Regions from separate parts of the Homo sapiens genome. Here region 2 is linked to region 1. A link is an interaction called in ENCODE POLR2A ChIA-PET data of the cell type or tissue named here. Cell type or tissue: MCF 10A. All regions are shown on one strand. Links, peaks and the distances in the headings refer to the core of each region. The heading gives the core; the rest is flanking DNA.

Region 1 (16,167 bases), core at 6,162-14,161:
AAAGTCATTAGAAAAATATGAAAGTGCCATTTTCCCAGTGTATACACTGATTATTTCTAGCCAAGCATTTGATATGTGAAAGACCAAATCCAGTTTTCAAAATGTGTACTTAATTCCTTGTTCCTGGTGATTTGCAATCCCATATACACATCTGGGGTTCTCAAAAACACAATGTGACATGGGAACTGACACAAAAAAAACTGGGCTGAACTTTTTGGCTTGTCCTCATGTAGATCATAAATGAACTTTTTGAGAGTCTTTGAATGTCCCAGCCTAGCCAGACTGGGGGCAGGTATGAAGCAAATGGCAAATTAAATTGTTTAAGAGGCTTTTGATCAAAAAGGGTAAATGCTATTTTCCCATTTTTCTTCATGAAGATACAAACACTTAAGTAAAATAGAAGGATTACAGAAAACTATCATCTACATTTACTGATCATTTTATCTGTATTCTACAAGGCCAGCCTAATAATCTTTACTTTCCACCGGTAAGGAAACTAAGGTTCAAAGAGGTAAAGATCATGCAACTAAGAAGTATCAGAAGTGAAATTCAAACATAGTTACTCCTCGTTCTCAGGGAATCTCAGTGTAATAAGGGATATAAATGCACAAGAAATTAAAATATTAGATTAAAAAATAATAAAAGATTAAAATCCTACATTGGAAGGTCAATTAAAAATAAATAAAAAATAAAAGATTAGACAAGATATAAGTGCCATAAGATAATTTTCAAAAAATGCTATCGAGATTCAAAGGAAAGAAAAAGACATATCTAGCTAGAAAACTTGCTGAGAAGTATTTTATTTTATATCTATTCTACTATGCAGGATACTGTGCTAGACATTGAGAATATAAAAGTGAATAAGCAACATCCCTGCCCTCAGGGAGTTTTTACTCTAGTATGTTATGGGAGACTTGGACAGTATTTGAAAAGGCACCAAATGCTGTCAGATAAATAAGTATTTGTGGTCAGTCTGTCCTTGTTTGGAATTCATTTCACCCTGGAAACCTAGACCTGTGTCTGTCACAGAGCCTTGAAACTATCTTTTGCTATAAATAGGCATGGCTGGCATTAAGAGGACTTCCTCTGTAAAAATATCAGATTTCATTCTCACAACTCCAGCCATGCTTTTCAGTTTGGATACTGTCTTGAGAAAGTGCTCAACCACGAAAACATTCTTAATGAGGATTTTTTTTATTGAGGGGTGAATTTGGAACACGGGCTTTGGAGTAAGATGACCCATATTTGAGTCCCAGGTCTTCCATTGTGTGACTTTGGGAAAGTTAAATGTTGCTTTAGGTAACTCATTTGTAAAAGGGATTTAAAAATACCCTCACAGGGCTGTTGTAAGAGTTAAATGAGATACATGTCTAAAGTAACTTTAAAAAATGCCTGGGGTATACACAACCCCTCAAAACAGCCACTGTTGCTATGATCAGTCATGGTAATACTAGATAAAGCTTTCTTCACAAACAGTACTATGGCCCTGCTTTGAATATTCTCTCAATGAATATGTCTGTACCCCCTAAATTATAACTTAGAAACCTCCAGGATTACTTTAGATCATTTTATTTAAGTATACATGAAGACATTTACCTCACACTATAACACAGGATCAGAAAACTACCAAGTCACATACAACCCAAGTACTCACTATATTTCTGATTTTTCATCCTATGTTTTAGAGCACTTGACCTGGGTGCCAACATGTGTCTCTCTTCTCCCATGTTCCCAGCCTGAACACTCTGCTTATTTCTTGGCCTCCTATTTATTCCAAGCCCCATCTTACTGCCATTTTGCCCTTTCTTCTGAGCAGTAACATGTGCCTGGCATACCTTTTCTCCCCTCTGTCATTAAAATAGCTCCTGAAAATACAGCAGAAGCCTTCCAAGTGGTTGATAAGAAAACCTACTATATCCCTTGGCCTTCTCAGTCCCTATGTCCTCTACAGAAAGCAAAAGCAAACTAAAAATGAGGATGACACTTGATACAGAAAATAGGAACACAACACTGAGGTGATGGGAGTTCCCAGGATGATAGTGAAAGCAATTGCAGAATGATAGCCGTGCACACCAGATGAAGGAAGTCCACACAAGGCTCTGAGAGAGAATTCTTCCAGAAGATAAAATTGATAGTATACCTGACCTCTTTGAGAGGAAATTTAGGCAATTGATTTAAGGTTGGATCAATAAGTACGTTGAAAACCGAACAAAGGGAAAAAATAAGACAGTAATTCCAGAAAAAACAAAAATAGTACAGGAAGAGAAAACCAGTGATACCTCACTACTTGGCTTAGCTTTAAATTGCACTTACAAATTCATAATATAAAATCTCATATTGATCTAAATGAAGTTATGATGTAATTATATTGGAAAGCTGGGTATAAGTATGTGGTGGGGGTAACGGGGAGGAAAGAGAACTAAATCTTTTTCTGTAGTAGAAAGTTAATAGTCCTCAAAACTGAAAAAGCAAGAAGTAACAAAACAAGCATTTCCTTCCTTCCTTCCTTCCTTTTCTTTCTTTCTTTCTTTCCTCACTTTGTTGTCCAGGCTGGGGTACATCACAGCTCACTGCAGCCACGAACCCCCAGGCTCAAGCAATCCCCCTATTTCAGTCTCCTCAGTAGCTGGGACTACAGGTGTGTGCCACCACACACAGCTAATTTTTTTTAAGAAGTTTCAAGTAGAGATGGGAGTCTCACTAGGTTGCCCATGCTGGTCTCAAACTCCTGAGCTCAAGCAATCCTCCCATCTCGGCCTCCCAAAGTGCTGGGATTACAGGCGTGAGCCACCATGCCTGGCAGAAGCATATTATTATTATTATTTTTTTTTTTTTTAAAGTAGAGACAGAGTCTCCCTATGTTGCCCAAGCTAGTCTCAAACCCCTGGGCTCAAGGGATCCTCCCTCCTCAGCCTCCCAAAGTGCTGGGATTACAGGTGTGACCCCTGCACCCAGCTGCAAAGCGTATTATTTAGAAATATGGAGGTAGATATCAAAATGGTCAAAATAGCAAATGTTTTTGAGGAGGAGGAAATTGGAAGAGGTGAGCATGGGAATGCCCTTTTTTTGTACTAATCATATAGAATGGTTTGACTTTTTAAACTTTATGCAAGTGTAACTTCAAAAACACAAATGCATAACCACGAAGGCCAAAAAAGAAGGTGAAAGAGAATAGCTACAGGGAAGAAAAATAGGTTACACATTTTATTTATTTATTTATTTTTAAAAATATGATTTAAGGCCGGGCGCAGTGGCTTATGCCTGTAATCCCAGCACTTTGGAAGGCCATGGTGGGCAGATCACTTGACGTCAGGAGTTCGAGGCCAGCCTGGCCAACATGGTGAAACCCCATCTGTACTAAATACAAAAAGTAGCCGGGTGTGGTGGCAGGTGGCTGTAATCCCAGCTACTCAGGAGATTGAGACGGGAGAATCGCATGATCCCAGGAGGTGGAGGTTGCAGTGAGGTGAGACTGTGCTGCTGCACTCCAGCCTGGGCAACAGAGCAAGACTCTGTCTCAAAAAATAAATAAATAAATATATATATATATATCATTTAAAAATATGGTGTGTACACTAGGAAAATTTTCAAAGAATATACCAAAATACCTCTGAATTTAAAGTAATTTTTCCCTCCTTTGTTATACTTCTGTGAATTTTTTGCATTATTACCTTTGTAATCAGACGGAAAAGCTGTTGCATATTACAGGAACAGGAAACAATTAGAAATGTGAGAGGAAAGCCGTGTACAAAGATGTTCACTACAACACTGTTTATAGCACTAAGAAATCAAACAACCTGTGTAATCAGGAAGTGGGCAATAAATGATGCTGCATAAACCTAGTGAAATATTTTACAGGTGTAATTTTTAAAAAGAGGCTCTAAACAACTTTATACTCATATCATATGGTTTTCACCTTTATTCGTACTGTACTCCTAGCTAAAATGCTCTAATGCCTTTTCCCTCTTTCCTTTTTCTTTTCTTTTCTTTTCTTTTGACAGATTCTTCCTCTGTTGCCCAGGCTGGAGTGCAGTGGTACAATCTTGGCTCACTGCAACCTCCACCTCCTGGGTTCATGCAATTCTCCTGCCTCAGCCTTCCCAGTAGCTGGGATTACAGGCACTCACCACAACGCCTAGCTAATTTTTGTATTTTTAGTAGAGACGGGGTTTTATCATGTTGATCAGGCTGGTCTTGAACTCTTGACCTCAAGTGATCCACCTGTCTCGGCCTCCCAAAGTGCTGGGATTACAGGCGTGAGCCACGACGCCCAGCCTCCACTTTCTTTTCGTCGATATTTTCTTACTATTACATCCTTCAGGAAACCCTCTGACAGCCACCTGAATCACCTCCCCGCCCCATTCCTTTCTCACCTCCATCCTAACTGCGTGAGTTAACTCATTCTGTGTCTTCAAAATATTCTGAACAGATACTCTATATCTGTACTTACCACCTAATATTATAATTATGTGTTTGTCTGACTTTCCCACTAAACTTTAACCCTGAAAGCTGGGATTGGGTCTTACTCATTGTTATCATTTCAGTACAAAGCAGAGGGCCTAATAAATAGTAGATGCTTAATAAATGTTTGCTGAATAAAGTAATGAGTAATGTGGAAATATACTTGTGTTATGACATCACATAGATAAGGGAAAGTAGTACTTACACTTCAGGGCTGTATGAGGATTAGATGGGGAAATTCATGTAAAACAGCTGGTGTAGTGCCAAGCACATAGGTATTCAGCGAATGGTAAGGATGAAGATGGTGGTGATTATGCTAGTAACAGTTGTGAGAGTTGTATATTTTTTGTTTTCAACAGACAGCCCCAGTAAGGGCCTTGGACCTTGCGGATGGATTTTGGTGGCGTTCTCATTCTTATTCACCGTTATAACTTTCCCAATCTCAATATGGATGTGCATAAAGGTAAAGAACATTTCATTCACTTCTGGGAAGGGGTCAACTCCTACCTCCATAAACCTACTTCGTGTGTGCCTGTGTGTATGTGAGAAAGAAACAGACTGTCTCTCTCTCTTATAATTCTTATTTCTTCATCTTTCTTTGGAAAATTTATTCTTCTACCCACCTATTAAAATGGAACCTTAAAACTTCTTTTCAGCCATTGCCCTTCCCCGTGGGCTAAAGTAAGTTTCACCATCAAAAATTTCCTGGGGCCAGGGATGTGAGATGGTTCTGAGAGAACAAGTTCTTCAGAGTTAGGATGATAGGGTTTGACTGCTGGCTTTACTGTTTATTGTGTGACCTTTGCTGTTTCCTCACCTGTAAAATGGGAGAAAGTAACAGTACCTACTTCATAGGAGTGTTGCGAGGATTAAATGAATTATGTGTCTAAATGTACTTATCACAATGCCTGGCACGTCATAAATACCCTCAGTGCTCGTTATTTTTTCTACAAAGTTGTTAATACTTTGATATATGACTATTATTTACATATTTCTAAGAAGATAAAATATGCTCCAAGCATTTTCAGATCAATTTATTCTTAAGGGAATCAGAAGAAAAACTGTGAAGACTTCAGCTTTTTGTGTTTCTGAATTAACAATGCATGAGTAATTTTTTTTTTTTTTTTTGAGCCAGAGCCTTGCTCTGTCGCCCAGGCTGGAGTGCAGTGGCGCGATCTCGGCTCACTGCAACCTCCGCCTCCCAGGTTCAAGCGATTCTTCTGCCTCAGCCTCCCGTGTAGCTGGGATTATTATTATTATTATTATTTTTTTTTTTTTTTTTTTGAGACGGAGTCACCTTGTGGCCCAGGCTGGAGTGCAGTGGTGCGATCTCGGTTCAAGTGATTCTCCTGTCTCATCCTCCCTTGTAGCTTGGATTATAGGCACCCACCACCATACCCGGATAATTTTTGTATTTTTAGTAGAAACAGGGTTTCACCATGTTGGCCAGGCTGGTCTTGAACTCCTAACCTCCGTGATCTGCCCACCTCGGCCTTCCAAAATGCTGAAATTACAGGCGTGAGCCACCGTGCCTGGCCTGCATGAGTAACTGAATAACAATGTTAACAGCTGAGGAGTGAGGTTATGGATTTGTTTCTGTATACTATTCTGTCCTTCCTAAATTTATACAGTGAATATCTATTGCTTTTGTAATCAGTAAGAAAATAATAAATAAGCTTTGAGAAGGTAAACATTGGACATGTGATTTATAGATATGATCTGGTTCTAAAGAAAAAAGATGAGGCATCTAATCTGTTTAGAGCAGAAATATATATTTAAGAAGCCATGCATGTATATATTTGTACTCTTCATGTTAAATTATTATTCATGTTTTTATTCTAGATTATAAAAGAGTATGAAAGAGCCATCATCTTTAGATTGGGTCGCATTTTACAAGGAGGAGCCAAAGGACCTGGTCAGTACTGGGATTCTAGATTGTTTATCTGAAAACTAAAGTTCTTTTTATTTTTTTTATTTTTAGGTAGTTGTTTTTTTAAAGACAGGGTTTCATTCCGTCGCCCAGGCTGGAGTACAGTGGCATGCTCATGTCTCACTGCAGCCTTGAACTCCTGACCTCAAGCAATCATCCCACCCCAGCTTCCCAAAGCACTAGGATTACAGACGTGAGCCACCGTGCCCAGTCTAAAATTTTTTTATTGACGTGATTTCCCTTATGAGGGCCTCTTCTACTCTGTCTTAGATAAGAGTTCATGTAGCAGGAGTTGTATAACAATAGCAGTGGTTCTAGCCAATCTTTTGTTACCCTTTCCTTCCTACCCTTCCCCTCCCCTTCCCATTTGAGCTGATAAGATTACCACCTAGGCCAAGAACAGTACAGCTATACAAGTTTGAGCATGAGAATCTCTACCAAAGAAAGACTTTCAGTCATTCATTTGGCAAACTTCAATTAAGCTCCTACTGTGTTCCAGGTTCTGGGAATTCAAGGGAGACTAAAACACAGTCCCTACCCTCAAGGATCTTCCTATCTAGTGGTAGGAACCAACAAGGAAACAGATAGCTACAATCCTATGTGATAAGTATTATGATCAAGTACTCACAGAGAGCTGTGAGAAAAGAGAAAACCAGAGAAGTGTTACTGATCTGAACTAGTCGTAGGCTGAGTCAAGGCTTTCTGGAAGTTACATCTTGACTGAGTCTTGAGGTCTGAAAAGGTGTTAACCAACAGGAGGTGTTTGCGGCGGAAATAGCAACATACACAAAGCAACAAAGAGGAGAGTATTGCAGATTCAAGAAACTGCAAGTAGATCAGTCCAGCAAGAGTGCAGGGTGTGAAGAGAGAGGAAGTGGCTGAAGAGGGGAACAAAGGCGGGTTATGCAGGACCATGCGTGGGGGAGGGTTTGTATTTTAGGGGGGATTGCTCGGCTTGCAGCTTAGGAAATAGATTATAGGAGAGAAACTACAAAAAATAGAAAGATGGCCTGGGAAACGATTGCATTGGTCCCAGTGGGGCGGTGGGGAGAAGAGTGATAGCAACAGTAGATTAAGGAAATGAACTCCACAGACCTTAGTGGAGACAGTCAAATGTGGGAAGTAAGCAAGAGGAATCAAAGTTATCATTCCTGGCTTCTGGCTCATTCACGAAGATGAACTGGTGACTTTTCAGTTCACTAGGTTGATTTTCTTAAAACTGAATGGAGAAGTGAACTGATTAGGTTGCTGGTGTCTGTATAATGTGTGTATCTTTGTTGCAGGTTTGTTTTTTATTCTGCCATGCACTGACAGCTTCATCAAAGTGGACATGAGAACTATTTCATTTGATATTCCTCCTCAGGAGGTAAGGTTTTCTTTGAATAACTGAGGTATCATATGTGAAAGTGCTTTACAATGAGGGACAGAATAGTTAGAGTGTAGGCTTTATTTATTTATTTATTTTAAATTTTTGTTTGTTTGTTTGTTTGTTTTAATTGGAATCTTGCTCTGTCACCCAGGCTGAAGTGCAGTAGTGTGATCTCAGCTCACTGCAACCTCCGCCGCCTGGGTTCAAGTGATTCTCGTGCCTCAGCCTCCCGAGTAGCTGAGACTATAGATGTGCGCCACCACGCCCGGCTAATTTTTTTGTATTTTTAGTAGACACGGGATTTTGCCATGTTGGCCAGGCTGGTCTCGAACTCCTGACCTCAGGTGATCCGTTCTGGCCTCCTAAAGTGCTGGGATTACAGGCATGAGCCACCGTTCCCTGCCAGAGCACAGGCTTTAGACCTTGACTGCCTTCAGCATTTCTAGCTCAGTGACCTTAAGCAAGTTCTTTAACTTTTCTGTGCCTCAGTTTCCTCATCCAGAAAATAGACATTTGTAATAGTAAGAACTACTGTATAAGGTGGTTCTGAGAAGTGAGATATATGTGCCAAGTGCTTAGAGCAATGGCTGACAAATAGTAAGTGCTATATAAGTTCTTACTGTTACTATTACAGTTGGCCCTTTGCATGCATGGGTTTTGCATACAGGGATTCAGCCAACCGCAGACTGAAAATATTAGGAAAAAACTCCACAAAGTTCCAAAAAGCAAAACTTGAATTTGCCATGCATCAAGCATGGCATTGAATCCACATGAATAAAGTGATGTGTAGGTATTGTATTGGATAATAGAAGTAATCTAGAGATGATTTAAAGTGTACAGGAAAATGTACATAGATTATACGGTTGGCTCCATGGATCAAAAATATTTAGGGAAAAAAGCAATTGACAATGATACAATAATACAAATTTTTAAAAACGGTGTAGTATAGCAACTATTTATGTAGTATTTACATTGTGTTAAGTATTATAAGTACTTCAGAAAGGATTTAATGTATAAAGGAGGATGTGCATAAGTTATATGCAAATATTGTGCCACTGTATATAAGAGACTTGAGCATCCTTGGATTTTGGTATCCTCTGAGGGTCCTAGAATCAATCTCCCACAGATACCGAGGAATGATTATTACAAAACATAGTGTAATGCTAATGTAAGTATAATAATATCATCATTGTTATTACTATCAACATTTTTACTACCACATTTCTCTTCTATGGGTTTCTGATAGAAAACCCTATTAGTTCATTATTTTTTTTCTTAAGGTTTTATTCTAGATAAATTGGTTAGAAACCAAAGAATTAGAAACTGCTTGTTGGGCATTTTAGATAAAACATAATATTTTATACTAGTGATTATTTTGTGCCTTTTCAAACTACTTCACAAGTATTATCATAGATGAAACTCATGGCAGAATCCCTAGAAAGTATATAGTTGCAGTGAAACAAAGGAATTCCTCCAGATTACAGTGGCAGAGCCAAGACTAAAATTGAGCTCTTCGGATTCTTTGTATAGTGCTGTTTTTTCCACAGCTCCATGCTAAATGCATTGTACATGAGCTCCCTCATAGCCCCCGAAAAAGTGATGGCCATCCTGGGAACCATGTCCTTAGGAGACTTAATAACCGTTGCATACAGAAAACCTGAAAACATCATGAAGGGGGAAGGACAGAAGAATGCTGTCAGTGTTTCCTGGCCAAAGGCCAGATACTCAGCATGGTGATGGAGCCTGGCCATGTTGCCTTCTCATGTCACAAATACCAGAAACCAGCTTAGGAACTTCCTTGTTGGTACTGATCCAAGAAGTGGGTGGGGTCAGACTTTATAATCCACCCAAAGTTAGTGATGCCAGGAATCATTTTGCCCACATTTTACTCATAAGAACAAGACTGAGAGTATCACTGTATTCTCTGTGTGTTTTCCCATCGTCTAAGGAAGATTGAGTCTCAGAAGGAGCCCTTCAGGGTAGCTGGACATTCTGGCATTTTCCACTATAAACATTACAGACATCTGGCAGAGTTGCTGTTTAAGCTTCTGCTTTCCAGTGGCCCTCTCCTATTCTGCAAGCTGCTGAATGCAAAGCAGATTGGAACTTGGCAGCAATCCTTTTTCTGATCCCCTGTGAAGTTTCTGTGAAGGGAGATAAACCCTTGCCGATGATAAACAGTAGGCAGAGAAGCTGTAGCTTTAGAAAGAAGCTGTGGCAAAGTCAAAGTGGCAAGAATTTGGGAATGACACACATTTTCCCATCATGTCATGGGAAATAATTAGTTTTCATACAAGATGGTAATACACTGTACATTTATTTATAAATCCTCCACTTCTCTTCCATGTTAGAAGTATTTTGAGATTACTAAAAAAGGATCACTGCTTTGATGTCTGGCAGGGCTAAACAGCCATGTTACAACATTGTTATTATTACCTTCCATTTTCATAGCTGTTTACTCTTTCAAAAGGGCTTCATTCACAAGTATGTTCTTATTTGATCTTCACAGAAATTTGGATAGAATTAGGCAGTATTATTAGCGCCATCTCACAAATGAGGAATCTGTTGGTCAAATGGGTTAAAAACCTTGCTAGAGGCCATCCAGGGACCTGAAGGCAGAGATGGGACTCAGTTCAGGTCTCCTAACTCTCACTGCTGTGTTCCTCATCGGTCACTGTTCTCAGGACCACATTTCAGTTCAGCTCCTCTCTCATTTATTGACTACCCGCTATGTTTCAAGCACTCTGCCAGTGTTAGAGTTACAAAGAATTGCCCTGAAGAAATTCATAGTCTAAGAGAGAAGTAGAAATGTGAATAAATAATGTCACTACAGTAAGGTGCAGTGGATGTGCAAGGGAAGAGTGCTTAACTCTGCCAAGTAAGCCAAGAAAGTTTCACAGAGAGAAGGACATTTAAATGATCAGTAGAAAGGTGCCAGCCTGATGTTGTTAGTGAGAGAGGCTGGAATTCCCAGGCTGGAGCAATCTTCCTGCCTCAGCCTCCTGAGTGGCTGAAACTACAGGTGTATGCCATCATGCCCAGCTGGCTTGTTTATTATTATCTAAATTAACTTATTACAGTTAATCAAGTCAGTGTTTTATTCAGTAAAGTTACCACCATTATCCAAGATGAAATAATAAGACAGCTCTTACGTGCCAGGAACTTTTCTGAGCACTTGAATGTATTTAACGCATTAATTCTAGCAAGAATGCAAAGTAGGTACTATAATTAATCTCTACTTTACAAATGAGAAAACTGAGTCCCAGTGAGTTTTAAGTGATGGATGTAACTATTTTCCTGGAGCCTCTCACTCAGATAACTTCTTAGCTTAAAACAAAAATATGTCATGTTTAGCATTTTTATGTAGCATGCTGTAAAATATGTTTTGATGCTGACCTTGCCCTTTAAAAACATTCCCCATGCACTTTTTGTTCCAGTAATATTGTGGAACTTGTAGTTTATCAAACCTTGACTCTCTAGTGCCTCTCTCTTGAATATTCTTCCACTCCACCCAACACCCTCAGAAAAATTGTATTCCTTTCTTCAAGATTCAATTCAGGTATCACCCCTGCCACCCACAGCTGCCCCTAAGAGTTTCCTTTGATTCCCTAACCTCCTTCAAAGGAGGAACCAAGTTTTTTTCCTACCTTAATCCCTGGTACCTAGTACAGTGCCTGCTGTTGAGTGATATCTCAATATTATTTGTATGATTGAATGAATTAATGGACTTGAATAATTTATTTTATTAAATTTTAAAAGATATAATTAACTTTCTGATGCCTTACTAAAGAAAATCAGCTAGTGTTATAAGATATTCTGTAGAATAACATTCCTTACAGTTATGTTAAAAAAAAGTCGTTGACAGATGTAAAATTGCTTCCTTCATCTTGTAGATCCTCACAAAGGATTCAGTGACAATTAGCGTGGATGGTGTGGTCTATTACCGCGTTCAGAATGCAACCCTGGCTGTGGCAAATATCACCAACGCTGACTCAGCAACCCGTCTTTTGGCACAAACTACTCTGAGGAATGTTCTGGGCACCAAGAATCTTTCTCAGATCCTCTCTGACAGAGAAGAAATTGCACACAACATGCAGGTGGGGAGTACGTCAATGCTGTTACCCCCCAGAAGCTGAAAAATGAAGCAAAGAGTCAATGGTTGTTTGAGAACCTTTTATTAATTCAAGTTGTGGGGGTCTGTGACCGTTTTTTTTTCTTCATAGTAAAATTTTTCAAATTTGGCAGGAGGGGACATTTTTCACATTAGCAGTTCATGAGTTCATAACACTCATGCGTACATTTTTTTAAAATTTTCTTCAGTGTGTATTTTTTTCCAGAATCAGTAATAACCTTTTTGTTTAGAACAGAGGCTATTCTGCAAGATAGTGTAGGTATTCCTAAAGCTTTATTCTGTGTGTGAGTCCCATGAATTATAACTGTTGTGCTTTCCAGTCTTTCTTGAGTAACAGATATTCAGTTAAGCATAGCTTATTCAAAAAAGATAAAGTGCTATAACTCTGGATTCTTATTATTTGTATAGACTTCATCGTGGGTAAAATCTATGATTGTATTTGATATGCACAACAACCTATGAAATAGATGTGTGGTTTCATTCCTGACATTCTAAAGGGAGGAAGTTGAAGCACAAAGGAGTAATATGACTTACACAGAGTCACATTAGCTCAGGAGTTGGCAAACTGTAGCCTACAGGCTGTAGTTTTTGTAAGTAAAGTTTGACTGGAGTATAGCCACAGCCATTTATTTATATATTATCCATGGCTGCTTTTGACTACAACAGCTGGGTTAAATAGTTGAGACAGAGACTACAAATAAACAATCACTATATGGCCCTTTTAGAAGAAGCTGCTAACCCCTGCATTAGCTTGTTAGCAACAGAATCAGGATCAGTGAGCCAGCCCCTGCGTCACCATTCGTTCCACCGTGGGGTAACTGTCTCTCCACAACTCTCCCCAGCACCTTATCTCCTCCAAATCCCAATGAATACAGCCTCTGTCAGCATCTGGGCTGGGCTGAGGAGATTTAGCTTGCCTTCTCTCTTCCTAACAGTCTACTCTGGATGATGCCACTGATGCCTGGGGAATAAAGGTGGAGCGTGTGGAAATTAAGGATGTGAAACTACCTGTGCAGCTCCAGAGAGCTATGGCTGCAGAAGCAGAAGCGTCCCGCGAGGCCCGCGCCAAGGTAACTTTTTTTTTAAACTTGTTTTTCTTACTGAGTTTTCTCTTTTATTAATAATTATAAAAAAACGTAAAACATGCTTGCTGTAAAAACTTGAAATAATCTTGAAGTGGTAAAGTTAGAAGTGAAAACCCTCCCCGTAACTTCAAATCATATTCCCCCAGAGGTCACCACTCCTAACAGTTGAGTGTATTTGGATTTTATTTGACCAGGTTTTTGGATTACTGGCTTGTTTGTTTTACAAAAGTAGGGTTATACTGCACATGTTGTTCTGCGCTCTGCTTTTTTCATTTAATATTAATATCTATGGACGTATCAGTACATGTAGAGTTACCTCATTCTTTTATGACTGTGTGTACCATACTTATTCTCCCGATTCCATATTAAGGTCAAATTAACAGTTCCAACTTCGGAGCAAGTGGGTCATCATTCCATCCATACCACCCATCTCTTACTTATTTTTGGCTTCTTTTTTGTTCTGTTTCTTTTCTCAGGCTCTTTTTCCCTTTTACTGTTTCCTATTCCTCATTCTCTCTTTTCCTCTTGTTTATATTCTCTTACTTTGACATCTGCCTTTTTTCTTCCTTCTTTTCATCATCATCTGCCTATGTCTTAACCCTGCATGGGTGGCATGGCCCCTCTGGGAGGCACTGAGGAAATATTTGTTAACCTAACCTAGAAAAGAGTATCTTTAAAGATGATAATGTGTAAAATTTCAGGGATATCTCACCAAACCCAAAGGTAGGAAGTAGGGGCAAGTCTCACCAAAATTGGAACCAGAAGGCAGTTCAGGGAACTAGTCATTCCCTTTCCTGTGCCACATCTCACTGTAGATAGCTTGTGGTGGAGAATGTCTAGCTCCCAGGTTTAGATGTCTGCCAGGTGAACACTAAAGAACACAGACCAGCCCTAATTCCACATTCACAGAAGAGACAGTCTTTTTGGTCCAACTTTGGTCAAAGTGCAAAGATAGCATAATAATATGGTTCCACAGCCCTATGCCTGTGAATGGGCTGAAGAAGAAGAGCAGTTTTCATAGGAGGAGTTGCTGTGGACTTGACAAATCTCCCAAGACACAAGGAGCAAACCAATTTGTTGTTAGAAAATAGTAGTAGCTGGTCATCACTGGCTGACCACAGAACGCTGTTCTTTTCTTAGGATGCCCTTTAAGCCACAAACTGGTCACTATAATTTCTTAGCCAGCATCAAATAGGATAGTAGCTCATTTGACATGCGACTTCAGAATTTTGCATTAACCAAAATGTTTAGGTTTTCCTGGTATGATGATTGTTGCTTTGTGATGATAACCTGGTAGTACTACAGAACCCTCTAGTGCTTTCTTTCAAAACTGTTACGTTTAGAAGATTAAATTATGTTTACGATGTTATTAAATGTGCCCTATCATCTCCTTATTTTGAAAATTAGGAATTGCTTTTAACTAGAATATGTTATTAGGCAAAAGCCTCATTTCCAAACCAGATTGAATAGTAGAATGTACCATACATATACTACGTAGAATGTCAGAGCCCAAAGGATCCTCAGAGATTATCTTCCATAGGTGGCAAACACTTAGCCCAGATGCTAGCACTCCATCCTGCTATTCCCATGCTAGTAATTAACCACAGCACTGTTTTCCTCTGAGCTTAGACTTGGCCTCAGAACCCTTCTATAGCACTCTGGGTAACAACCCTCAACTGCTTAGAGTTAGCTCTAAAAAACAAAACTTGAGGCCAAGCACAGTGGCTCACGTCTGTAATCCCAGCACTTTGGGAGGCTGAGGTGGGTGGATCACCTGAGGTGAGGAGTTCAAGACCAGCCTGGCCACCATGGTGAAACCCCGTCCTTACTAAAAATACAAAGAGTAGCCTGGTGTGGTGGTAGGCGCCTGTAATCCCAGCTACTGGGGAGGCTGAGAAGGAGAATTGCTTGAACCCTGGAGGTGGAGGTTGCAGTGAGCTGAGATTGCGCCACTGCACTTCAGCCCAGGCGACAGAGCAAGACTTCTTCTCAAAAAAATTAAATTAAATAAAAAATTAATAATAATAAAAACTTAAAAAAAAATGAAACTTGTTTGCCATCCCACTATTCAAAGGAAAAATTGAAGCTCTGAAAAGTTAAGTGACGTCCGCAAGGTCGCACAGTTGATTAGTAGCAGTGGAAATTAGAATTCCCCTCTGCTCCTCATTGCCTCCTCTAGTACTGACTTCCCAGGATGGGCTATGAGCCTCTTCCATAGCATTCTTAAGAGTTTGGAAAGAAAATTTCTATCTTCCCTTTATAACAGTAAGAAAAGATAGAAGAAACCGCTTAGAATTCTGAATTGCCATGCTCCCACTTGGACGGGGCTGTAGGGTTAGTCTAGAAGCAGTCTCATGAACCTGGGCAGTGACTGTCTTGGAGTTCACACATAGAATCACAATGAGCCTAGCCCTTCTGTAAAATACAGTAACCCTGCAACAACCATAGGCTTATTGTATTGAAATTCTCATGGAAAATAGGGGGGTCACAGTTTCTTCAACAAATAAATTGCACAGGAAAGGTGAGATAGAGTGGAATAATCTAAAGATTAAGAGACTTTATAGAAAAATTCCTTAGGCTAATTAGCCATCGGGGAAATGCAAATTCACATTATAAGCGGATGTCACACTAGACAGCTATCAGAATGGCCTGAAAAGAACGGAAAAGAACCAAGTGTGGGTGAGAGAGGAACTAGAACTCTCATATTCTGCTGGTGGCAGTGTAACTTAATACAACCACTGTGGAAAACAGTCTGGCAATGTCTATTCATACTGAACATTTGTATACCCTATGAGCCAGCAGCTCCAACTCCTAAGTATGAATCTAACAGAAATGCACTCATATGTTTACCAAAAGGCATGTACTAGAATGTTCACAGCAGCACATTGACCCAAACTGTAGAATACCCAAATGTCCATTCCTAGCTGAATGAATGAAGTCTGGTTTATTCACATGTAGGCATACTACATAGCAAAGAGAATGAATGTAAGTGCTCACACACATAATTTGAGTGAAAGAAGCCGGTCACAGAAGAGGACAGATTCTCCTACGTGTTTCTCTGTATGTTAGGTTTGGTTTTTAAAGTGTTTAGACCAGCTCTTAGTGGCCTGAAATGTAATATCTTTTGTGTTTGCATCAGCTTTTATTTCCTTTTCATAACTCTCAGAAAAACACCTGGCACATGCTTTTG
Region 2 (16,167 bases), core at 3,044-11,043, 190 kb before region 1:
ACACACACACACACACACACACACACACACACACGTATCCTACTAGTTCTGTCTTTCTGGAGAACCCTGACGAATTTATATGTCTGTGTGTGTGTGTGTGTGTGTGTGTGTGTGTGTGTGTGTGTGTGTGTTTGTGTATATATATATTAAAGATGAGAGACTGGCCGGGCACAGTGGCTTATGCCTGTAATCCCAGCACTTTGGGAGGCCAAGGCAGGGTGATCACTTGAGGTCAGGAGTTCGAGACCAGCCTGGCCAACATGGTGAAACCCTGTCTCTACCAAAAATATAAAAAATTAGCCGGGTGTGGTGGCGGGCACCTGTAGTCTCGGCTACTCAGGAGGCTGAGGCAGGAGAATTTCTTGAACCCAGGAGGCAGAAGCTGCAGTGAGCCGAGATCACACCACTGCACTCCAGCCTGGGTGACAGAACAAGACCCTGTCCCAAAAAAACAGGGCCAGGTGCAGTGGCTTACACCTGTAATCTCAGCACTTTGGGAGGCCAAGGCGAGCGGATCACAAGGTCAGGAGTTTGAGACCAGCCTGGCCAACATGGTGAAACCCTGTCTCTACTAAAAATACAAAATTAGCCAGGCATGGTGGTGTGTTTGTGCCTATAGTCCCAGCTGTTTGGGAGGCTGAGGCAGGAGAATTGCTTGAACCCGTGAGGCAATGGTTGCAGTGAGCCGAGATTGCGCCACTGCACTCCAGCATGGTCAACAGAGCAAGACTCCATCTCAAAAAAAAAAGAGAGAAAAGCATATAAATTTATTTCAGATGAGTTTTATGTAAGTTCTATGTAATACAGGAGCTTTCATAAAGAAATGAAGACGCAAAGAAGCCATTAAACCTGACTGTTTTTATGCTAGGTTTTTTATTTTTTGTTTTTGGGACAGAGTCTTGCTCTGTTGTCTGCTGGAGTGCAGTAGCGCACTCATGGTTCACCACAGCCTTGAATTTCTGGGCTCAAGTGATCCTCCCACCTCAGCCTCCTGAGTGGCTGGGACTACAGGTGCGTGCCACCACACTCAGCTAATTTTTGTGTTTTTGTAGAGATGGGGGTCTCACTGTGTTGCCCAGGCTGGTTTTATGGTAGGTTCGACAAAGCAGAAAGTCACGGAAGAATGGGATAGACAAAGAGCTGAGTGTAATCAGCTAGGGGAAATTTACTGAGGCCTGTTCATTCAGATTCCTCTTGACATCCTTTCATCTTCAGAGTTTAGGAGGCTCCTTTCCTCTGGGTAGAGAGAGGGCACCTCTCACAAGTGGGTTTTATGACCTGACAGGGGAAGGTCAGAAAGTCTTTCCTGAACATGCCATTTCTCAAATTCCTTCAGCTTGAAATAGTCAATATGCCCAGATGGGCCTGGCGCAGTGGCTTACGCCTGTGATCCCAGCACTTTGGGAGCCCGAGGCAGGTGGATCACAAGGTCAGGAGTTTGAGACCAATCTAGGCAATATGGTGAAACCCCGTTTCTACTAAAAATACAAAAAATTAGCTGGGCATGGTGGCGGCCACCTGTAATTCCAGCTTCTCGGGAGGCTGAGGCAGGAGAATCACTTGAACTGGGGAGGCGGAGGTTGCAATGAGCCAAGATCATGCCATTGCACTCCAGCCTGGGTGACAAAGCGAGACTCCTTCTCAAAAAAAAAAAAAAAAAAAGCCAAGATGCCGTATCGGGGGTATCCTGCCCTGAGCCCTGTCAACATTAGCACATCGTGTTTATCCATTCATCTGTTGGTGACCTTGAGTTATTTCCACCTTCTCGCTGTTGTAACTAATGCTGCTATGAATGATGGTGTGCAGACATCTGTTTGAGTCCCTGCTTTCAATTATTTTGGGTCTATAGCCAAGAGTGGAATTGCTGGATCATATGGTAATTCTATGTTTAACTTTTTGAGGAGCCGCCAGACTGTTTTCCACAGCAGCTTCTGCTAAGTGTTCTTAATGCCTTATCTCATGAAGCTCTGGCAGCCACCACCCACGAGGGTGGCCCTGTCCTGGCCCACTTCACAGGGGAGGACAATGAGATTCAGATGGATGAAGTGAAGTGTCCCAAGTCCCTCAGCTAAGAAACACAGAGCCAAGATTCAAACCCAGATGGACTGATTCCATGAGCTTGTGTCACCTGGCCCTGGGGTGGCTTGGGTCTCCATATTGGCAGACTAGGGACTAGGAGGGGAAATAGAAGGGCCACCAAAGAAAGGAGAGGAAAGGCACAGGAGAGAAGCAGAATGCCATAGCCCTGCAGGGCCCACCTCAGCCCCCCACCAGCTCCCTGGCTCTGGGAGCCCAGCGGTATTGGGCTTCCTGGATAGAAAGGATGGATCTGTCTCTGCCTATCAGCCTCTCTTCTGGATGTCCATTTTCCCTAAGGAACTCCTAAAACCTTAGTCTAGGGGATTGAGTTGCCTAGAAGTGGGTGGAGACACAGACCTAGGCAATCAGTGTAATTCTTTCCCCCTGGCTGTGGTGATTGGTTCAGAGAAGGGCCGGGTACCTCATCTGGCTCAGTGAGACTTGTGTCTGGCTGGGACCATGGTTAGAACTGATAAGAAGAGAAAAACTGCTCACTGGCAGCTGAGAGGGTGGGATTGAGCCAGAGGTTGAATGAGCAGGGAGGAGGCAGATGAGGGAAGCAAGATGGAGTGCTGGATCCAGCAGTACCTGAAGCCAGATAAGCCAATACCTCCTCCTCTTCCTTCTTTTGCTCGAGGTTAGCTTGGGATTTTTGCCATTTGCATCCCAAGGCACCCTGATTTGGAGATTTGGGGGTGTTGAGAGAATCTCTGCTCCCTGGCTGCCCTACCTGTGCTCGTGCCATCCACTTCCCCTTCTGTGAGCTGGTCAGAGCAGTCCTGTTCATTTCAACCACCTCAGCCAAACCAAAACAGAGGGACCTCACCACAGCCTGGAAGGAACCAAGAGCCTGAGACAGTGACTCGGTGGTTATGGGGCTGAGACCCTCACCGGAGCCTGGTACAGTGTCCTGATAGCAGGACCACCCAGGCAGGGTGACAGAGGCCTCCATTCCAGGGAGGAGCCCTGGAGCTAGTGATGCTGGAAGGCAGATGAATGAGACTGTACCTTTCCAGACAGCTCGGGGCTTAAGAGAAAGACTCAGTTCCCAGGCTTCCACAGGGACCACAAACTCAAAGTACTCACAGAGTCCCATAAATCAAAAAATCAAGTCCTCTGAAGGGGAACCAACCCTCTTGATAGTTTTTTGTGTATGGGGGGGTTTTGTTTGTTTTTTAGACAGGATCTCACTCTGTCACCCAGGCTGGAGTGCAGTGGTATGATCATGGCTTACTGCAGCCTTAACCTCCCGGGCTGAAGCAATCCTCCCACCTCAGCCTCCCAATTAGCTGGGAATACAGGTGTGTGTCACCACGCCTGCTAATTATAATTGTTGTTTTTGTAGAGATAGGGTCTGTATCTTGATAGTCTAAACACCTCCAGGGGAAAGGCTAGGCCAGCAGAGAGTGGGCCATGCAGCCCACATGGTCTTGGCCTCCTTGGAAGCGGTGTACTGTCTTTGGATTGGCGTGATGGGAAGGCTGTCACCGAGGGCATTCTTCACCCTCCGCTCTGTCATCTTCCCCTGGAACCCTCCATTGGGCCCAGGGGCACCTTATTCCTATCTCAGTACCAGCGTCCTGCTTCTCCTAAGCAATTGGTTTGTCATCCTTCCTAGACTTTGGACATTGTGTAAGTGGCCACATTTCCCTTTTCACACCACTTGCTAGGAAGCTTAAAGTCAATGTGTGGCAAAAGTATAGTGATGAGGGAATACAGCCCCTCATAGCAAAAGAACATCATGCCACATGGCCCAAAAGTTACAAGCTCAACCAATAGAAATATCCTTCATGTTTCACTCCTTCAGAATCATATTCCCTTTGTCTTCCAAAAGAATACTTTCTTTTCAAATGTGTATCTGAATCTTTTTTCACACAAATACTTTATTTTGTTTACTGAAACTCTCTCTGTTTGTTTTGTTTTGTGTTTTGAGACAAGCTCTCACTCCGTTGCCCAGGCTGGAATGCAGTGGCCTGGTCACAGGTCACTGCAGCCTTGACTTCCCAGGTTCAAGTGATCCTCCCGCCTCAGCCTCCCAAGTCGCTGGGACTACAGGCACACACCATTGCACCCAGCTAACTTTTTAAATTTTTGTAGAGACAAGGTCTCACTATGTTGCCCAGGCTGGTCTCAAATTCCTGGGCTCAGGTGATCCTCCTGCCTCAGCCTCCCAAAGTGCTGGGATTATCGGCATGAGCCACTGCGCCTGGCCTCTCCTTGTTTTCAAGATGCATATCTGAATTATTTTTCAAATCTGTGTTACAAGGGTCTCCCTCCCCTGTACATCTCAACATGAGCTCCAGAAGGAGGTGGTGAGTGTATGTATGTGTGTGCGTGTGTGTGTGTGAAATCATTTATAAAGAGAACGTGTAAAACTGATAGGCTGAGAACGAACATGAGTTGTCACCCAGCCATGGCTGGTGGATGTTCCCCGCATTCCTTTGTGCCCAAGTAGACCATAAAAGCCATCTTCAAAATTACCTGAGTTGGCCAGGATTACAGGTGGCTCACACCTATAATCCCAGCTCTTTGGGAGGCTGGGGTGGGAGGACAGCTTGAGGCCAGGAATTTGAGACCAGCCTGGGCAACACAGTGAGACCCTTCTCTTTATAAAATAAAATTAAGAAGTTAGAAAAAAAAAATCCTGGCCGGGCATGGTGGCTCATGCCTGTAATCCCAGCACTTTGGGAGGTCGAGGTGGGTGGATCACCTGAGGTCAGGAGTTCGAGACCAGCCTGGCCAACACGGTGAAACCCCGTCTCTACTAAAAATACAAAAATTAGCTGGGCGTGGTGGTGTGCACCTGTAATCCCAGCTACTCGGGAGGCTGAGGCAGGAGAATCGCTTGAACCTGGGAGGTGGAGGTTGCAGTGAGCAGAGATCAGGCCACTGCACTCCAGCCGGGGTGACAGAGTGAGACTCCATCTCAAAAAAAAAAAAAAAAAATCCTGAGTCTGTGGTCTGTTTCCCCCACAGTAGATCCTTATGTTCTGCACTTTAGCTTTGTTCCTGGATCCTCTGTGCTCCCACCCTTGTGCTACTTTCTTGTTTTCCCCCTACTCTTTTTTTCTGCTCTGGTTGTGTATCACGCATCCTTGGAAGCTGCCTGAGGTCCTCTCTGCAGCAAGGCAGGGAGCAAACCAACCAATCAACCAACCAATCAGACAATGTACAACTGGATTGCTGGGCCCTCTGGCCTGGGTCAGAGAGGCTGAAGCCACGACCGGGTCCTCGTCTTTTTTTCCTTTATTCTTTTTTTTGAGACAGAGTCTTGCTCTGTCACCCAAGCTGGAGTGCAATGGCACAATCTTGGCTCACTGCAAACTCCGCTTCCCGGGTTCAAGTGATTCTCCTTCCTCAGCCTGCCGAATAGCTGGGATTATAGGCATGTGCCATCATGCCTGGCTAATTTTTGCATTTTTTGTAGAGACAGGGTTTCACCATGTTGGCCAGGCTGGTCTCAAACTCCCGACCTCAGGTGATCCGCTCCCCTCGGCCTGCCAAAGTTCTGGGATTACAGATGTGAGCCACTGTGCCTGGCCAGGTCCTCATCTTTCTAGTACCAGCCAGAAGGTGGCATTAGAGCAGCTCCCAAATGTCATGCAAGTGTCAGAGCCAGGGCAACCTCAGGTATGGATGGGATAGTGGTTGCAGATGGGCCTTGAGGACTATAGAGGGAGGCGAGCAGGGCAGAAGAGAGCTGAGGAACAGCAGCAGTCTGCAGGCTGACACCATCCTCAGGCCTCCGGGGCAAATTAATGTCAGACAGGCCTTCTAGGTCAATGTCAGGAGCGAGAGAGAGAAAAGATGGAATGTGCTCAGTGCCGGACATGGAGGTGCTCAGGAAATGTTGGAACTCTCCTTCCCCATGTTTTCCTGGAGGATTGGATGGCTTTGCCCTTTAAAAGGCCAGTATCAGGCCAGGTGTGGTGGCTCACAACTGTAATCCCAGCACTTTGGGAGGCCGAGGCGGGCGGATCACCCGAGGTCAGGAGTTTGAGACTACCCTGACTAACATGGAGAAACCCTGTCTCTACTAAAAATACAAAATTAGCTGGACATGGTGGCGCATGCCTGTAATCCCAGCTACTCAGGAGGCTGAGGCAGGAGAATTGCTTGAACCCGGGAGGCGGAGGTTGCAGTGAGCCGAGATGGCACCATTGCACTCCAGCCTGGGCAACAAGAGCGAAACTCCATCTCAAAAAAAATGAGATAAAATAAAATAAAAGCCAGTGCCTGGAGCCCAACCCAGGTCCGGTCCATGCTGTTACCACCATATTTCTCCCTTGGCATCGTGAGCCCACCCTCTGCAGGACCGACCCCTGAGAGACAAGGCCAGTCCTTTTCTCTTGCAGCTGCTTGTTCTGTGGTGAGATTCAGTGGGTGGGAAGAGATGGTAGGAATAGCTGCAGCTTGTCCCACTTTTCATTGCCCTTCTTGTTTTTCTTCTCCCAGAAGAGGAAGTCAGTGGGAGGGGCTCTTTGCCGGGAGCCCAATTTGTCCCCAGCAGTGAGCCTCCGTAGAAAGAACAGCAGACAGAACCTGAAAACCTTATTTTGTATCTGCTGGTGTGGTTGAAAGCTTGGACTTGGCCAAATGTGGTGGCTAATGCCTGTAAGCCCAGCACTTTGGGAAGCCAAGGAGGAAGGATCGCTTGAGCCAAGAACAGACTGTGCAACATGGGGAGATCTCGACTTGACAAAACAAACATTTTTTTTTTTTGGCCGAGTGCAGTGGCTCATGCCTGGAATCCCAGCACTTTGGGATGCCAAGGTGGGAGGATCACCTGAGGTGGGGAGTTCAAGACCAGCCTGGGCAGCATGATGAAACCTCGTCTCTACTAAAAATTCAAAAATTAGTTGGGCGTGGTGGCAGGCGCCTGTAATCCCAGCTACTCGGGAAGCTGAGGCAGGAGAATCGCTTGAACCCAGGAGACAGAGGTTGCAGTGAGCCGAGATTGTGCCATTGCACTCCAGCCTGGACAACAGAGTGAGACTCCACCAAAAAAAAAAAAATTCTTCTATCTTTTGGCCAGGCGAGGTAGCTTACGCCTATAATCCCAGCACTTTGGGAGGCTGAGGTGGGCGGATCACAAGGTCATGAGTTCGAGACCAGCCTGGCCAACATAGTAAAACCCTGTCTCTACTGAAAATACAAAAATTAGCTGGGCATGGTGGCGCGTGCCTGTAGTTCCAGCTACTTGGGAGGCTGTGGCAGGAGAATTGCTTGAACCTGGGAGGTGGACTGAGATCTTGCCACTGCACTGCAGCCTGGGCAACAGAGCAAGACTCCATCTCAAAAAAAAAAAAATTTTTTTTTAATTAGCCAGGCGTGGTGGTCCATGCTTGTAGTGCCAGCTACTTGGGGGACTGAGGTGGGAGGATCGCTTGGGCCCGGGAGGTCCTGGCTGCAGTGAACCATGATCACACCACTGCACTCCAGCCTGGCAACAGAGTGAGACTCTCTCAAAGAAAATTTTTTAAAAAGAGAAAAGGAAACATGGTAGTTAACCACTAAGGAGGTAAGGGAGGACTTGAAGGAATTTAAAAATAACAAAGTAAAGGCTGGGTGCAGTGACTCACACCTGTAATCCCAGCACTTTGGGATGCTGAGGTGGGAGGATCACTTGAGGTCAGGAGTTCGAGACCAGCCTGGCCAACATGGTGAAATGCTGTCTCTGCTAAAAAAAAAAAAAAAAAAATTAGCCGGGCGTGGTGGCAGATGCCTGTGATCCAAGCTACTTGGGAGGCTGAGGCATGAGAATAACTTGTACCTGGGAGGCAGAGGTTGCAGTGAGCTGAGATCACGCCATTCCACTCCAGCCTAGGAGACAGAGCAAAACTGTCTCAAAAACAAACAAAAAAAAGTAGATAACAGCTGCTATTTCTAGGGATGAGGGTGAGGGTAAATATTCAAGGAAATACATCTTTCCTGTGGTACTTTACTTCTATTTGAAACAGGGGCTCTCTCCGTTGTCAAGGCTGGAGTGCAGTGGCACAATCACAGCTCACTGCAGCCTCAACTTCCAAGGCTCAAGCGATCCTCCCACCTCAGCCTCCCAAGTAGCTGGGATCACAGGCTCACGCCACTATGCCTGGCTCATTGTTTTAATTTTTAGTAGAGATGAGGTCTTGCTGTGTTACCCTGGCTGGTCTTGAACTCCTGGACTCAAGCAATCCTCCTGCCTCAGCCTCCCAAAGTGCTAGGATTCTGTAATCCTAGGTGTGAGCCACTGCACCTGGCTGTCCTATGGTGCTTTTAAAATTTTCTCGTTGCCTTTGGTTTCTGACTATCTTATTCTGATGTACTCTAATGTAGCTCGTTTGTCTATATTTTGTTTTGGGTTTGCTGAGCTTATTGAATTTATAGTATGATGTCTTTTGTTAGATTCAGAAAAGTTTTGGTCTTTATCTCTTAACATATTGCTTCTTCCTAATTTTCTCTTTCTCAAACCATATTTATATTATGTTAGATCTTTCATGTGTGTTGTATTTATGTCTTATGCTCTTTTATGTTTTATTTTTACTTTTTTTTTCTATGCTTCAGTTTGGATAGTTTTAATCACACCCATCTTTCAGTATGCTAGTCCTGGCTTTACTTGTTTCCAATCTTCTGTGAAACCCATCTATGGAGTGCTTATTTTCTTTCTCTCCTCTTTTTTTTTTGTTTTGTTTTGAGACAGAGTCTCACTCTGTCGCCCAGGCTGGAGTGCAATGGCACAATCTTGGCTCACTGCAACCTCCCAGGTTCAAGTGGTTCTTCCGCCTTAGCCTCCCAAGTAGCTGGCATTACAGGCACCCGCCACCACGCCTGGCTAATTTTTGTATTTTTGTAGAGACAAGGTTTCACCATGTTGGCCAGGCTGGTCTTGAACTCCCGACCTCAGGTGATCCATCCACCGCGGCCTCCCAAAGTGCTGGGATTACAGGCATGAGCCACCACGCCTGGCCTTGGATGCTTATTTTCAGCATGTAATTTTTTAGTTTTAGAATATTCATTTGATTCTTTCTTTCTTTTTTTTTTTTTTTTTTTTTGAGACAGAGTCTCGTTCTGTCACCCAGGCTGGAGTGCGATGACACGATCTTGACTCACTACAATCTCTCCCTCCCTGGTTCAAGTGATTCTCCTGCCTCAGCCTCCTGAGTAGCTGGAATTACAGGCGACCGCCACCATGCCTGACTAATTTTTGTGGGTTCTTTTTGATACAGACAGGTTTTCGCCATGTTGGCCAGACTGGTCTCCAACTAACTCCTGACCTCAAGTGATCCGCCCACTTCAGCCTCTCAAAGTGCTGGGATTATAGGCATGAGCCACCACGCCCAGCCTCATTTGATTCTTTTTAGAAATTCTAGTTGTCTAAAACAAACAAACAAACAAAAACCAAACAAGGAAAAAAGAAATTCTAGTTGTCTCTTAAAAAACACTAACGTGAAAGGAACTTTAAAAAGGTGATTGGAAGCTCGATTCTCACAGTTGGGTTTCACTGAAAGGTGATTGAAGTGTGTGCAGAGCTCTCATCATACCATCAGCAGAAAGCATATTCTTTGGGACTTAGCAGCTTAAAAAGAAAAGTCCTCCAATCTCAGGCTGGGCACAGTGGCTCATGCCTGTAATCCCAGCACTTTGGGAGACCAAGGTGGGCAGATTACCTGAGGTTGGGAGTTCGAGACCACCCTGACCAACATGGAGAAACCCCGTCTCTTCTAAAAATACAAAATTAGCTGGGTGTGGTGGTGCATGCCTGTAATCCCAGCCACTCAGGAGGCTGAAGCAGGAGAATCGCTTGAACCCAGGAGGCGAAGATTGCGGTGAGCCGAGATCGCGCCATTGCACTCCAGCCTGGGCAACAAGAGTGAAACTCTGTCTCAAAAAGAAAAAAGAAAGAAAGAAAGAAAAGTCCTCCAATCTCTTGCTTGGGGTAGGGCATGGAGGAGACACCCCGGGCTGTTGGCATTCTGGGAGCAGGTGAAGGAAAAAAGTCTGGAATCCTGCCATTCAGAATGCGTATCCCTAATCCCCGTTTGCAGTCTTGTTCTCTGCTGTGCCTGGTCTGAACAAGTCTGGGGCCTTTTGAGTTCAATTCCTCCAGGAAGAAAATGCTGTTTTTAGGCCTGTGGGTTTAGTCATCTGGCTGCATGGGATAGGGAGAAGGCTTGGGAGACAACTCCTCCATGTTCAGACTTCCAGCTGCACCCTGTTCCCTCCAAGACTTGGACCTCTCGGGGATGTTTCAGGACAAATTGGCCTTGGTGTCTCCTCCATGGGCACTTTGGGTCATAACCACTGGTGACCTTGGTACTTCTCTGTTAGCATGCCATCTTCCAAAGGTTGGTTGGAATCTTTACTTGGCAGATGCCTCCTCTCCCAGCTTCTTTGTCATCATAGGTCAGCTTAGATTATTCCTTTACTGTCAGGTTAGTGGTGTCTGAGGAGGGAAAGCAGATGCATGCCTATGGCCAATCCACCATGTTTAAGCGGCTCATGACCAGAGTAGATTTGCCTCCACTCCCCGCTCACCCTTCTAATCTGGCCTCTGCCCTCACCACTCCGCTGAAACTTCCCTTATCAGGTCCCCAGTAGCTGGATCCAATAGACTATGTTTTTTCTCCGTATTATTTGATATCTTGGTAGCACTTGACACCGTCAAACTCACTCTCCTTCTTTCAGTGCTCTCCTGTTTTATCTGCCGGGGGAATATTTTGTCCCAAAGACCCCTCCTGCCTTTCTCCTACCTCTTTGGTCTCTGTCTCTGCTTCCAGTGTGCTGGCTTCTCTTCCTTCTGCTTCTTCGAAACCATGACTATTCTCAGGGGTCTGTTCTGGTTCCCTTCCTTTCTCACCCTGCACCCTCTCCCTGAGTGTGTTCATCCATTCCCATGGTTTCAATTTCACTCCAAAGGCTGATCTTTTCCAAATGTCAACCTCCAGCTCTGACCTCTCACCTGAATTCCAGACCTACATCTCCAGCTGTCCCCAGACATCTCTTCTTGGATGGCCTCAGGCTGTTCAGATCCACACGACGGAAGCTAGACCCTGCTTCTCCTTCCTCCCAAACCTGCCTCTCCTCCTGTACTTCTAGCTCAGAAGTGGTCACCACCAGCCAGGAGCAGTGGCTTACACCTGTAATCCCAGCACTTTGGGAGGCCAAGGTGGGCGGATCGCTTGAGGTCAGGAGTTCGAGACCAGCCCAGCCAACACGGTGAAACCCCGTCTCTACTAAAAATACAAAAAACTTCGGCGGGCATTGTGGTACATACTTGTAATCCCAGCTACTCGAAAGGCTGAGGCAGGAGAATTGTTTGAACTCAGGAGACAGAGATTGCAGTGAGCCAAGATTGTGCTACTGCACTCCAGCCTGGGTGACAGAGCAAGACTCCATCTCAAAAAAAAAAAGTAAAAGAAAAAAGAGGCCGGGTGTGGTGGCTCACACCTGTAATCCCAGCACTTTGGGAGGCTGAGATGGGCGGAGCACAAGGTCAGGAGATCGAGACCATCCTAGCTAACATGGTGAAACCCTGTCTCTACTAAAAAAAAAATACAAAAAATTAGCCAGGCCTGGTGGCAGGTGCCTGTAGTCCCAGCTACTTGGGAGGCTGAGGCAGGAGAATGGCATGAACCCAGGAGGCAGAGCTTGCAGTGAGCTGAGATCGCGCCACTGCACTCCAGCCTGGGCGACAGAGCGAGACTCCATCTCAAAAAAAAAAAAAAAAAAAAAGGAAAAAAAGAAAAAAAAGAAAATAGTTATCACCATTTGTCTAGTGGCCCAGAAACTTGGATGTCAAACTTGACTGCCCATTTTCTATTTCCACACCCAATTAATTGCCAAGACTCACTGCCTTTACCTTTTTTTTTTTTTTTTTTTTTGAGACAGAGTCTTGCTCTGTCGCCCAGGCTGGCGTGCAGTGGTGCAATCTCGGCTCACTGCAACCTCTGCCTCCCAGGTTCAAGCAATTCTCCTGCCTCAGCCTCCCAAGTAGCTGGGATTACAGGTGCCCAGCACCACGCCCAGCTAATTTTTGTATTTTTCGTAGAGAATGGGTTTTCAACTTGTTGACCAAGCTGGTCTCAAACTCCCGACCTCAGGTGATCCACCCACTCAGCCTCCCAAAGTGCTAGGATTACAGGTGTGAGCCACCGCGCCCGGCCTGCCTTTACCTCTTTAATAAATCCCGACCAGTCCACCCACTCTTCCTCCACACAGCCTGTCTCTCAGCCCAGCCTCAGTCTCCCAGCTGGTCTCCCCCGCTTGGGTCCTGCCCCTCAGTCCTGCTGCTGACCATCTGCTCAGACGCAAATCTCATCCTGTCACCTCCCTTCTGAAAGCCACTGGGGCCAAATGCAGTGGCTCACACCTGTAATCCCAGCACTTTGGGAGGCTGAGGTGGGTGAAGCACCTGAGGTCAGGAGTTTGAGACCAGCCTGGCCAACATGATGAAACCCTATCTCTACTAAAAGTACAAAAATTAGCCAGGGATGGTGGCAGGTGCTTGTAATCCTAGCTACTCGGGGGGCTGAGGCAGCAGAATCTCTTGAACCCCGAGGTAGAGGTTGCAGGGAGCAGAGATCATGCCACTGCACTCCAGCCTGGGCAACAGAGTGAGACTCAGTCTCAAAAAAACAAACAAATAAATAAATAATAATAAAAAGTAAAATAAAAAGCCTCTGATGACTTCCACTACCTAGGAATTTGGTCCAAATTGGCCCTAGGCTGGAGTTGTCAGATTCAGCAAATAAAGATAGAGGATGTCCACTTAAATTTGAATTTCAGATAAATACGAAATCCTTTTTTTTTTTTTTTTTTTTTTTTTAGTATGAGTACGTCCCATGCAGTATTTGGCATCGGGGCCTCCCACTCCCTGCACTCTTTCCATATCTCCAAACTTATTACTTGCCACATTGTTTTCCACATGTAAAATTTGGGACAGACTGGACTACATGAAACTCCCTAGGCTGGGCACGTTAGCTCACGCCTGTAATCCCAGCACTTGGGGGCTGAGGCAGAAGGATTGCTTGAGCCCAGGAGTTCGAGACCAGACTGGGCAACATGGTGAGACCCTGTATCTACAAAAAATAAAAAAATTAGGCTGGGCACGATGGCTCACATCTGTAATCCCAGAACTTTGGGAGGCTTAGGCAGGTGGATCACTTGAGGTCAGGAGTTTGAGACCAGCCTGGCTAACATGGTGAAACCCTGTCTCTACTAAAAATACAAAAATTGGCTGAGTGTGGTGGTGCGAGCCGATAATCCCAGCTACTCGGGTGGCTGAGGCAGCAGAATCGCTTGAACTCAAGAGGTGGAGGTTGCAGTGAGCCAAGACTGTGCCACTGCACTCTAGCCTGGGTGACAAAGTGACACTCCATTTTTTTTTTTTTTTAAGATGGAGTCTCGCCCTGTCGCCCAGGCTGGAGTGCAATGGCATGATCTCAGCTCACTGCAACCTCTACCTCCTGGGTTCAAGTGATTCTCCTGCCCCAGCCTCCCAAGTAGCTGGGATTACAGATGTGCAACACCACGCCCAGCTAATTTTTTTGTATCTTTAGTAGAGACGGGGTTTCCCCATGTTGGCCAGGCTGGTCTCAAACTCCTGACCTCGTGATCTGCCCTCCTCAGCCTCCCAAAGTGCTGGGATTACAGGCATGAGCCACCATGCCCGGCCGAGACTCCATCTTAAAAAAAAAAAAAAAAAATCCGGGCATGGTAGCACAAGCCTATAGTCACAGCTACTCAGGAGGCTGAGGTAGGAGGATCATCTGAGCCCAGGAGGTTGAGGCTGCAGTAAGCCAAGATTGTGCCATTGCACTCCAGCCTAGGAGACAGAACAAGACCCTGTCTCAAAAATTAAAAAAATAAAAAGAAGCTCCCCAAATGGGTTAGACATTTCCTCATTGATATGCCCTTTATTCCTGCTGTTTCCTCCACCAGAAAGGCCATTCTCCCTTCTCCCCCAGTCCATCTTTGTTCATCTCTTGGGTGTCAGGACACACTAGGAGTCCCTCCTCTAAGATTCCTCTCTGCTCCCTCAAAATGGATCAGCTGCTCTCCTGGGTGAAGGGAGGCCCCTGTGTGCCTGGATGGCAACTCCACCCTCTGGACCGTCATGTCAGCTTACTCATTGTCTCTCTCCCCTGCAGTCAATGAGTCGCCAGCAACTCTGTGCCGTTCCTGGTTCACATCTGGCTCAGCCCACAAGGCCCCATCCAGCTGGAAGCTCCCGAGGGCCCTGGGCCTTGGCAAAGGCCCCAGCTTTCTTCTCACTCTCCTGGCCTGGGTCCCGGTCTGACGATTCACACTTCCTCCTTGCCTGAGTTCCCACGAAAAGTGGCCTCCACCGCCAGCCCCCTGCCCAGGACCAGGTTACAAAATGCAGAGACAATGGAGGCTCCAAGCCAAATTTCCAATGGGCCTGCCATTAAATCACCAACAGCATCTGTGTGTACATCTGGGACAGATGCCGGCAGCTGAGGCCACAGGACGCATGGCTTTGTCACATTGGGTCAGCATTGGTGACCTTGGTGGGAGTGTTGGGGGTGGAGCTCAGACCTAAAGTTAGGACACTTGAGTCTGAATTGCTGCCCTTTCTAGCTGCCTCAGTTTTCTTGTCTGTAAAATGGGGATAATAATGCTTATCACACAGGGTGTGCGATCAAGGAGAGTGATTCACACACACAAGGATATCTAGCAGCAAACAGGACTCTGGCTCTGATCATCACTTACCTTTCTTGAGGCTGGTGGCAGCAGGACCTGTGATCAGAACACTGTTTGTAGGTTTCTTCTCCTAGAATCACCAACCAGGCCCAAGCAACTTTATTCAGAGAGGAGGACAGTCATCCAGCCCAGACAGCATCTGCCTGGTGAAAATGGCTCCAACTCAACCACCCAAGTGGATGCAGCAGAGTTGTCAAATGAAGCTAAGGGTGAGAATGACTGAACAGGGATAATATAAAGGCCAGAGGGCCATGCTCTGGCCAGGGAGTTGGAAAGTCTGAGGCTTCCTGGCTTCTCAATGTTGGCCCCTCCACCCTTCCTCTCTGCCTGAACCTTCTGCAGACACCCACTGAGCAGTCACTGCTGCCAGCCAAGACCCTCTCTCTGCCTCAAGGTTCCCCTGGAGACTTTCTTGTGGCACCTCTCAGCACCTCTTGCAATTTGTAGCATTTACTTACAGACAGGATTACAGGTTTACCCTCTATCTCCCCCTCCAGACTGCAAATGCCTCCAGGGCAGAAACCTCTTAGTTTACAGATAACAGCAACCAGAAGTGATCTACCAGCAGGTAGCTCATGCCTGTAATCCTAGCACTTTGGGAGGCCAAGGTGGGAGGATCACTTGAGGCCAGGAATTTGAGAACAGCCTGGGCAATATAGCAAGGTCCTATCTCTACAAAAAATAAAAACTTAGTTGGACATGGTGGGTGTGGTGGTATGTGGCTGGGGTTCTAGCTACTTGGGAAGCTGAGGAGGGAGGATTCCTTGCGCCCAGGAGTTTGAGGCTGCAGTGAGCTGTGATTACACCATTGCACTCCAATCTGAGTGACAGAGTGAGACCTTGGTTTTTTTTTTAAAAAAAAGGTATAAATTCTTGAAAAGAAAAATAATGTTTAAAAAAAATTTTCTTGAGGCAGGAAGATCTCTTGAGCCCAGAAATCCAAGGCTGTAGTAAGCTATGATCACGCCATTGCATTCCAGCCTGGGTGACAGAGACCTTGGTCTTTTTTAAACAAAATTATAAATTTTTGAAAAGGAAAATTTAAAAAAAAATTTTTTTTTTTGAGACGGAGTTTCACTCTTGTTGCTCAGGCTGGAGTACAGTGGCACAATCTCGGCTCACTACAACCTCCACCTCCCAGGTTCAAGCGATTCTCCTGCCTCAGCCTCCTGAGTAGCTGGGGTTACAGGTGCCCACCACCATGCCTGGCTAATTTTTTGTATTTTTGGTAGAGACCGGGTTTCACCATGTTGGCCAGGCTGGTCTCAAACTCCTGACCTCAGGTGACCTGCCCGTCTCAGCCTCCCAAAGTGTTAGGATTACAGGCCCCTTGGCATGAACAGACTGGGCGCCATGAATGGCAGCAGGAGGCAGACAGGCTCC

What was found. Peaks named below come from ENCODE experiments on the same cell type or tissue, not always from the same donor. Only the 100,000 strongest peaks of a DNase experiment are listed, where the experiment ranks them.
Region 2: POLR2A ChIA-PET joins it to region 1 with 5 read pairs; 2 of 35 experiments call an interaction of 5 or more read pairs at or near these places.

The regions. Positions count from the first base shown.
Region 1 is chr9:121,344,810-121,360,976 of GRCh38, reverse strand. STOM (stomatin) reads left to right here. Exons shown (of 7, transcript NM_004099.6): 2 at 4,821-4,924; 3 at 6,304-6,376; 4 at 7,675-7,757; 5 at 11,654-11,857; 6 at 12,828-12,962. Among named protein-coding and RNA genes, the nearest start is that of STOM, 17 kb to the left of the region's middle. RefSeq lists an enhancer at 6,755-6,974. In MCF 10A, for the core only: no CTCF peak of the experiment used is centred there; a DNase peak (open chromatin) is centred at 9,536.
Region 2 is chr9:121,527,963-121,544,129 of GRCh38, reverse strand. LOC107987016 (a long non-coding RNA gene) reads left to right here. Exons shown (of 2, transcript XR_001746560.2): 2 at 14,211-15,482. Among named protein-coding and RNA genes, the nearest start is that of GGTA1, 36 kb to the right of the region's middle. In MCF 10A, for the core only: a CTCF peak has its summit at 5,711; no DNase peak of the experiment used is centred there.